3 separate regions of the Homo sapiens genome follow, and regions 1 and 3 are each linked to region 2. A link is a contact called in ENCODE Hi-C or POLR2A ChIA-PET data. All regions are on one chromosome and are shown on one strand. The core of a region is the stretch at or near the end of the contact, and the rest is flanking DNA. Distances in the headings are between cores, read along the strand shown.

Region 1 (2,700 bases), core at 144-2,643, 680 kb before region 2:
CAGCCTGGGTCCGCGCCCAAGTTCTAGCTACCGGGCTTGCAGGCTCGGAAACTCGCAGGCGGCACCTGCTCTGGGCGGCTAAAGAACTGATGGCGCGACGCGCCCGCGCTCCGTAGAGCGGCGCTGCGGGTGCATGGTCCCATAGTCTTGCTCTGGAGTTCACTGCTGAAAGCTGAGCTGGGAGCTTGGCCAGGGAGCGCCAAAGACATAGACTAACCCCACCCGCTAGCGCCCACCGAAGTTACTGATTAGGAAGGTTCCCCTGGCATCAGCCCATTTGCTTCACACACTCTTCCTCCTTCCCAAGGGGCTAACGGAAAAGTTGCACCTACCAGCGGTAGGAGCACGGGGAATCGCGCACGCAGGCCCTCCGCGCGGCTTCCCGGAGCGGCCTTTGGCGACTGCGCCGCCCCTACAAGGCCGCACACCCCTCGCCAGCACTCCGGCAGCCTCGCACAAGACGGAGCCCACGCAGGCTTCTAGTTTTCTAAACCAAAAACTGCACGCGCCGGCGTGTGAATCTGACGGAGAGACTTTTAGAGTTTTGTTTGGTTTTCAGTTCAGACCGCTACGCTGTCAGAGCAAGCAACTCCGAGCCTTGATGGGAATGACTTACAAGCCGCGGTGCGGGCTGAGCCTGCCTCTCTCGGGGTTCTTTCCCCAAGGGAGTGGGAGACAATTGGGCCTGGAACCTAAAAGGAAGAGAGCCTGTGCTAGCCGCGGGGTAGAGGGGAAGGAGAAGAGCTTTGGGCCGAAGTGTCCGCACACCCTGGAGCAAGAGACACTTGTGCACTGAAATTCTAACCGTGGGATGCAAGGAGAGTTGAACAGGGGAACAGGTCTGGCTCTTGGCTCTAGGTTTAAGAGATACACACTGTGTGTGTGTCCCTAGGTGAATAAAAATCCGACTCCCGCTGGCTCGGTGCGACCCAGCTTTTCCCTTACCCCCTCCGTTTCCCCATCTTAAAGCCCTATTGGGAAACGAAAGTGGACACCACTGCCTCCCGCCCCCCACCCCAATCCAAGTCTTCCAAGTGTCTGTGGCCGATAAGAGCACCGGGACCGCCCCCCTGCCGGTCTTCTCTGCCTGGGAGACAGATGGGGGGCGGGGCCCATCCGAGAGAGGGCGGAGGAGGCCCCGGGTGAGGAAGAAGCGGGGGGGTGAGAACTGAGAGAATCTGAATCGGGAGGCGAAGGGGACGGGGAGGAGGGCTAGGAGGACTCCGAGCCCGGGGGAGGGGGAGGGAGTAGCTCTGCGCCAATCAGTGGCGCCGGCCTGGGAGGTTGCTAGCGGTATCCACGTAAATCAAAGGGCGCGGAGCCAATGGGAGGGGGCGGAGGGGGCGGGGCCCAGGCGCGTGCCGCTGCGAGCCGGCGCTGCCAAGAGAGCGGGAGAGAGCTGGAGAGAGCAGGGAGAGGGGGGAGCGCCGAGCTAGTCAGAGAGTGAGCGAGAGCGAGAAGGAGGGAGAGGAGGAGAAAGAGAGCGAGGGCGGGCGGGAGGCGGCGGCGGCGGCAGCAGCAGCAGTAATAGCAGGAGCAGCAACAGAAGGCGTCGGAGCGGGCGTCGGAGCTGCCCGCTGTGGGAGAGAGAGGAGACAGAAAGAGCGAGCGAGGAGAGGGAGCCCGAGGCGAAAAAGTAACTGTCAAATGCGCGGCTCCTTTAACCGGAGCGCTCAGTCCGGCTCCGAGAGTCATGGCGACCGCAGCGTCTAACCACTACAGCCTGCTCACCTCCAGCGCCTCCATCGTGCACGCCGAGCCGCCCGGCGGCATGCAGCAGGGCGCGGGGGGCTACCGCGAAGCGCAGAGCCTGGTGCAGGGCGACTACGGCGCTCTGCAGAGCAACGGACACCCGCTCAGCCACGCTCACCAGTGGATCACCGCGCTGTCCCACGGCGGCGGCGGCGGGGGCGGTGGCGGCGGCGGGGGGGGCGGGGGCGGCGGCGGGGGCGGCGGCGACGGCTCCCCGTGGTCCACCAGCCCCCTGGGCCAGCCGGACATCAAGCCCTCGGTGGTGGTGCAGCAGGGCGGCCGCGGAGACGAGCTGCACGGGCCAGGCGCCCTGCAGCAGCAGCATCAGCAGCAGCAACAGCAACAGCAGCAGCAACAGCAGCAACAGCAGCAGCAGCAGCAGCAACAGCGGCCGCCGCATCTGGTGCACCACGCCGCTAACCACCACCCGGGACCCGGGGCATGGCGGAGCGCGGCGGCTGCAGCGCACCTCCCACCCTCCATGGGAGCGTCCAACGGCGGCTTGCTCTACTCGCAGCCCAGCTTCACGGTGAACGGCATGCTGGGCGCCGGCGGGCAGCCGGCCGGTCTGCACCACCACGGCCTGCGGGACGCGCACGACGAGCCACACCATGCCGACCACCACCCGCACCCGCACTCGCACCCACACCAGCAGCCGCCGCCCCCGCCGCCCCCGCAGGGTCCGCCTGGCCACCCAGGCGCGCACCACGACCCGCACTCGGACGAGGACACGCCGACCTCGGACGACCTGGAGCAGTTCGCCAAGCAGTTCAAGCAGCGGCGGATCAAACTGGGATTTACCCAAGCGGACGTGGGGCTGGCTCTGGGCACCCTGTATGGCAACGTGTTCTCGCAGACCACCATCTGCAGGTTTGAGGCCCTGCAGCTGAGCTTCAAGAACATGTGCAAGCTGAAGCCTTTGTTGAACAAGTGGTTGGAGGAGGCGGA
Region 2 (2,700 bases), core at 93-2,592:
GATCTCCCCCACATTTAGAGCTTTGATAGGATGCACGGGACTCAACATATAGTTGAATTCATGGCTGACATTTATTACACAATGCAGTATGGATATAAAGGCTCATCATAATAGAAAAAGACACAAGCGGAGTCTGGAGGAATCACGTGTAGGCTCCTTATGCGGTCTCCCTCCCAAGAGGGGTCAAACAAAACACATCCTTCCTCCATCAGTGAAAATGCAGCAGTTTCCGCGCAGGGAAGCCCATTAAAGACTTGGTGTCCCGGATTTTTACAGAAGCTGGTAATTTCGGCATAAAACATACTGTTCAGCACAAACCCAAAAATCTAAGTTCCCAGATGCCAAACAAGCACCAACATTGCAAGCAGTCCTTTCTAAGGATAGCAGTCTTAAGGCCTGCTATGTTAACTCTTTTTAGCACAAATATGTTCTGGCCATTTTTCTCATGCGGTTTTCCAAACAATAAACTTTACAGTTTTCAAGTCACCATCACTTAACACTTGTCTTTTCTCTAAAGTAGGATGTGCAACTAAGTTGTTTAGAAAGCTTTGTTTTTAAACAGGCTATGCAAAAAGCCCATATCCTTAAGAAAAAAAAATCCTTTTTTCCTACTCTTGGGCAATTATTTATGGGGGTTGGAAAGAGAAGAAAAGGTCACTATCTCCTTTTATATACCAAGCTCAAAAAGATGAGCAGCACTTATGGTTTTGCTGTGTATCACGCTCAGTTCTAAGCACTTCACAAATATTAACCCACGCAACCCTCACAACCACCTTAGGAGATAAGTTGCTATTATTTTCCGCATTTTACACTTGAAACTGAGAAAGAGAAGTGAAGTGACTTGCAGAGGTCCCAAAGCCAGTAAGCGGTGGATGGAGATGCGGACCCAAGCAGTCCGGCCCCGGAGCTCCTAATACACGACGCTTCCAGAAAAGTCATTAGACAGGCTTCCTCCGGTCACCAACACACACACACCCCGAGGATGTGAAGAGAAATGCGCCGCGATGAGGCGGACGGAAAGGTGTGGGGCCGCCGCGCGCCCAGGTCACCAGGGGACTCGGGCCCCTCCCAGGCCAGCCCCGACGCCCAGGGCTTCTCCCGCAGCCGCATGGACCCGGAGCCGGCAGAGCGGCGCTCACACGGCCCTCGGTGACCGCCCGGCGCCCCCAGGGATCAGGAAGCCGAGTGGGGTGGGGAGCCTCTCTTCCAGCCTCGCCCACCCACAAGGGGGTCAAGGTCGCCGAAGCGAAGACCGAGAAACTGCGGCGACCATACCGCCGCTGCGACCAAAGCGCCGCGTTCTCAACTCACCCCGCCGGGCCGGGCCGCAGCGTCTACAACCTGGGGAGACTGCGCCTGCGCGCTCGTCCCGCTCCCGGCAGAGGTGGGGCCTCGTTCGCCCGCCCCCAGCCAGGACCGGGAGGGTTCCAGGCGGCGCGCCCGGGGCCCGGGAGCGCGGGGAGGGGTGAAAGGGCGGGGCCGGCTTGCGTGGCGCCTGCGTTCTGCGTGTCCGCAGAGCCCGGAGAGTCCCTGATAATCTAAGACTCATAGCCACCGACTAGCAATTTGTTAGGATCCTGGGCCAGCGTGCGCACCTCGGATGTTGCAGGAGTCCGGCTTAAGTCCCACTTGTTGCTGGGCACCTTCTGAAACAGCCTCCGATTTCCCTCCGTTACCCTCCTCTGAACTCTTTTTTTTTTTTTTTTTTTTTTGAGACGGAGTCTCGCTCTGTCGCCCAGGCTGCAGTGCAATGGCAAGATCTCGGCTCACTGCAACCTCCGCCTACCGGGTTCACGCCATTCTACTGCCTTAGCCTCCCGAGTAGCTGGGACTACAGGCGCCCGCCATCACGCCCGGCTAATTTTTTGTATTTTGTTTAGTAGAGACGGGGTTTCACCGTGTTAGCCAGGATGGTCTCGATCTCCTGACCTTGTGATCCGCCCGCCCCGGCCTCCCAAAGTGCTGGGATCACAGGCTTGAGCCACCGCGCCCGGCTCCGCCCCCACACCCCCGCCGCCCCCTGAACTCTTAAAGTCACATCTAACATTCGTCATATATTATTGTGGTTTTTCCCCCATTGCTGTTGTCTTACCTATCCTTCTCTCTTCCTAGCTAGATAGTACATTTCTTGAAATACACCTATACCTCCTCAAAGCCCGGTTATCTGTTGAAGTGGCCAGCACATTGCATGTTTAGTAAAAGTAGTTGGTTTGAAAATATTTTGTTTCAATCATGGATATTGCAAATGCCAACACTGGTTATGGATAGGTTCTAAAAGTCTCCTGATCTTTCACAACTCTTCAGCCAAGGGACAAATGTGGCTTTAAGGATAAGAGCATTGGCGTAGAAATCAGAAGATACGAGAGTTAAAATTGCAAACACTAAATTTTTCTTTAAAAACTCTTCTAACAGTATTTACATGTGGAGAACTTGGCAAAGAAGGTTGATATTTGCTTATATCGTACTTAACAAGGACCATTCATTTAACAAACATAATTGAGCACAGATATGCCAGTTGCTGTTACAGGTATAGAGGTACACTATCATTTTGGGGTTAGGATAATTTTTTTCCCTAGGGAAAAAGAAAATATTCCTCAAATAAGAAGAGGTCATGTGGTGTAATTTTGAAGGCAAAATTGTCTACTTCATAAATCAAAAGCTTTCATGTATTTTAACTTTGGATTTGACCTAGAACTTGGA
Region 3 (2,700 bases), core at 110-2,609, 570 kb before region 2:
CATCACGGCGTGAGTAAAGAAATTATCCATCTTACAATGAGTTGACTTATCTGATTTTCAAATAACAGAAGGGAAGAGTTTGAAAATGCAGAGTTCAGAAAAGCCAACTTTTGGCGCAGAAGTTTAAAACAAAGTTAGTACTCAGAACATAAGTATGGAAAGAAGAATCCAATTCAAGGAACTTTTAGAGTGCCTACTAAAGCATAATGCACATTTCCCTCAAGTCCTTAATCTGATAAAGGACTATTGGAGCGCTGATGACTCTGGATGAATCTCTCTCTACTCAACCAACAGATACAATATGCGGTACAGGATAATGGAGGCAGGAAGTGAGCCTGAAAGAAAAAAATATATACCTATAGCTGAACTTAAGAAACCAAGGAGTGCACGCAAGAACCAGAAAAGGCAGCTTGTGTCTGTGAACAGACCAAAGCAAGCAGAGATCCCTGCACCTGGTGGTAATGTGCCCTCCGGAGCACAAAGCCAGACGGGCATCCTGCCAACGCAACTACCTGACCACAGGCTTATACCATCTTCACCTTCTATAATAGTTATTTGTATACTGTATTTCAATCTGTGAATGCATCTCGAAGGTTTGTGGCAATGATTACTGGGAAATCAAGGAAATCCAAAACCACCCGTTATAAATATGTCGACAAGGAGGCCAAGTAGATGGTCATCATCACACTCTAGGGGCACCCCTAAACCTAAACACAGAAACAAGGTTGTAGCTGGGCACCCTGTAGCAGTCCTGAAGAAAGAAAACAGGCCTGGTTAGGCAAAAACCATCGGATGTCAGAGGGAAATCAAGGCAGCAGGCACAGGAATCACAAGCACAGGCGGGCATGTGGCCGACGCGTGGCTGCCGGCGCAGCACTGAGCGCGGGTGTGGGGCGACCCGCAGTCCCCCGCGGTGTAAACAACCCTGAGCCGCGCACACGTCCGAACGACGCCTCACAGCCTGCAGGCAGACTGTAGCGTAGAAAGAGCCCGAGGCACGTCAGCAGTTCTCAAGGGCCCCAGCAAGCCCCGCAAGCGTGAAGCGGAGGCGCGGGGGCGCGGGGCCGCGGGCGGGGAGGGGCGGGCAGCGGGGGCCTCTGCCAGGCGTCCAGACTCCCCAAAGCGCGGAGCTGCGCGCTGGCTCGGCCCCGGCCCCGCCCCGGCGCCAAAGGAAGAAGACAGAGACCCACGGGAGGGAGAAGTAAAGGAAGGGCCGTACCCTGCAGGGTCCGGGAGAGGCGCGCGCCGCGGGCTTCACCAGCGACCAGGCAGCGCGAGAAGGCCTGGGTGCGGGGGCGGCTCCCCGACTCTCTAGATGCGGCACAACCGCCGCAAGCCCGGCCTAGCGCGACCCGGAAGGAAGACGCGGAGGCCGCGAGGAGCGGCGGGCCCGGGGAGGCGGGGCGGAGCCGGGGAGGAGGGGCGGGGCCGCGGGGTTGGGGCGGGGCCGGGGAGGCGGGGCGGGGCCTGGAGGGAGGCGGGGCGGGGCCAGAAGCAAAGCCGGGCGTTTCTCCCATGGGAGGTGCTCTGGGTCCTACGGACAGCCCGCTCCCAGGCCAGGGGGAGGAGCTTTCTGCTGGCTTCCTAGCTCCAGTGGTGCCCGTGTAAAGGGCCTAGGTCATACACAGCGGGTAGTGTCTACAAATCCTCTTCGGAATAATCCCTTCCGAGTACCGGCTCGCCATGTGTAGTGTGGTCCTACAAGGACTTCTTCAGTCCAGACTTGGTGGATCAGATGATACATAGGTAATACGGCTGGTACGCATACGTAGAGGAAAAGTATAATATACATTATATGCACTCTGAAGGTATAATTCACCTAGTTTACAAACCTCCTCTTCCCTGCATACAAATCCTGCCTGCAGGCTCATTTCCATACCAACGTTCAGAAGCCTCTGACCATTACCTCTGATGAAGAAGATGGTCTGGCAGCCTCTCTTACTCATTTTGATTTATTTTTGGTAGATTCAGTATGGCACTTTATTTATTTATTTATGTATTTTTTGAGACGGAGTCTCGCTCTGTCGCCAGGCTGGAGTGCAGTGGCGCGATCTCGGCTCACTGCAACCTCCACCTCCCAGGTTCAAGCGATTCTCCTGCCTCAGCCTCCCGAGTAGCTGGGACTACAAGGGCGCCAAGCTAATATTTTGTATTTTTAGTAGAGACGGGGTTTCACCATATTGGCTAGGATGGTCTTGATCTCCTGACCTTGTGATCCACCTGCCTCAGCCTCCTAAAGTGCTGGGATTACAGCCGTGAGCCACCGCGCCCGCCCTTGGCACTTTTTTTAGTTTGCATCATATTTATCTTGTTACAAAATATCCACTAAGATGGAAAATATTTAATAAAATGTTGAACTACACATTATTTGCTGTCTGAATGCTCCAATGAGGCAAACCAGTAAGGATATTTACTTATATATGAACAGAATCAATATATGATATGCAATATACATTGTATACAAAAAAATTAAAATTTTTATTTTCTTCAACTTTTTGATGCATAATAGCTGTACATATTTTCAGGGTATATGTGATAATTTGATTCATTTCTGTAATCAAATCAGCATAACTGGGTTACTCATCCCCTTAAATATTTATCTTTTCTTTGTGCTAGGAACATTCAAATTGTTCTCTTCTGGCTATTTTGACATGTACTATTGATAAATGTTAGCTGTAGTCACCCTACTGATCTATGGAA

What was found. Hi-C counts contacts between places; a loop is a spot of excess contacts on that map. ChIA-PET counts read pairs that join two places held with the same protein, here RNA polymerase II (POLR2A). Pooled maps may share reads with other maps.
Region 1: a pooled map shows a loop between it and region 2 (13-fold over the local background). The contact joins the promoter of POU3F2 here to the promoter of USP45 in region 2. A Hi-C loop is called at or near these places in 11 of 50 pooled maps. POLR2A ChIA-PET finds 5 or more read pairs at or near these places in 2 of 52 experiments (A673 and H1).
Region 3: a loop to region 2 is called in a map of naive thymus-derived CD4-positive, alpha-beta T cell, with 5 times the contacts of the local background. The contact joins the promoter of FBXL4 here to the promoter of USP45 in region 2. A Hi-C loop is called at or near these places in 4 of 168 maps with a recorded cell type or tissue (B cell, CD8-positive, alpha-beta T cell and naive thymus-derived CD4-positive, alpha-beta T cell), 3 of 37 single-sample maps with no recorded cell type and 14 of 50 pooled maps.

What each region holds. Positions count from the first base shown.
Region 1 is chr6:98,833,181-98,835,880 of GRCh38, forward strand. It overlaps POU3F2 (POU class 3 homeobox 2), which reads left to right and starts at 1,394. Exons shown (of 1, transcript NM_005604.4): 1 at 1,394-2,700. The coding sequence starts at 1,694. RefSeq lists a silencer at 1,335-1,404 and enhancers at 2,043-2,112, 2,111-2,700.
Region 2 is chr6:99,514,081-99,516,780 of GRCh38, forward strand. It overlaps USP45 (ubiquitin specific peptidase 45), which reads right to left and starts at 1,343. Exons shown (of 18, transcript NM_001346022.3): 1 at 1,312-1,343. RefSeq lists enhancers at 351-1,258, 1,259-2,164 and silencers at 1,081-1,180, 1,231-1,600, 1,911-2,130.
Region 3 is chr6:98,946,587-98,949,286 of GRCh38, forward strand. FBXL4 (F-box and leucine rich repeat protein 4) reads right to left here and starts at 1,360. Exons shown (of 10, transcript NM_001278716.2): 1 at 1,220-1,360. RefSeq lists enhancers at 250-439, 1,243-1,754 and silencers at 880-1,189, 1,487-1,781.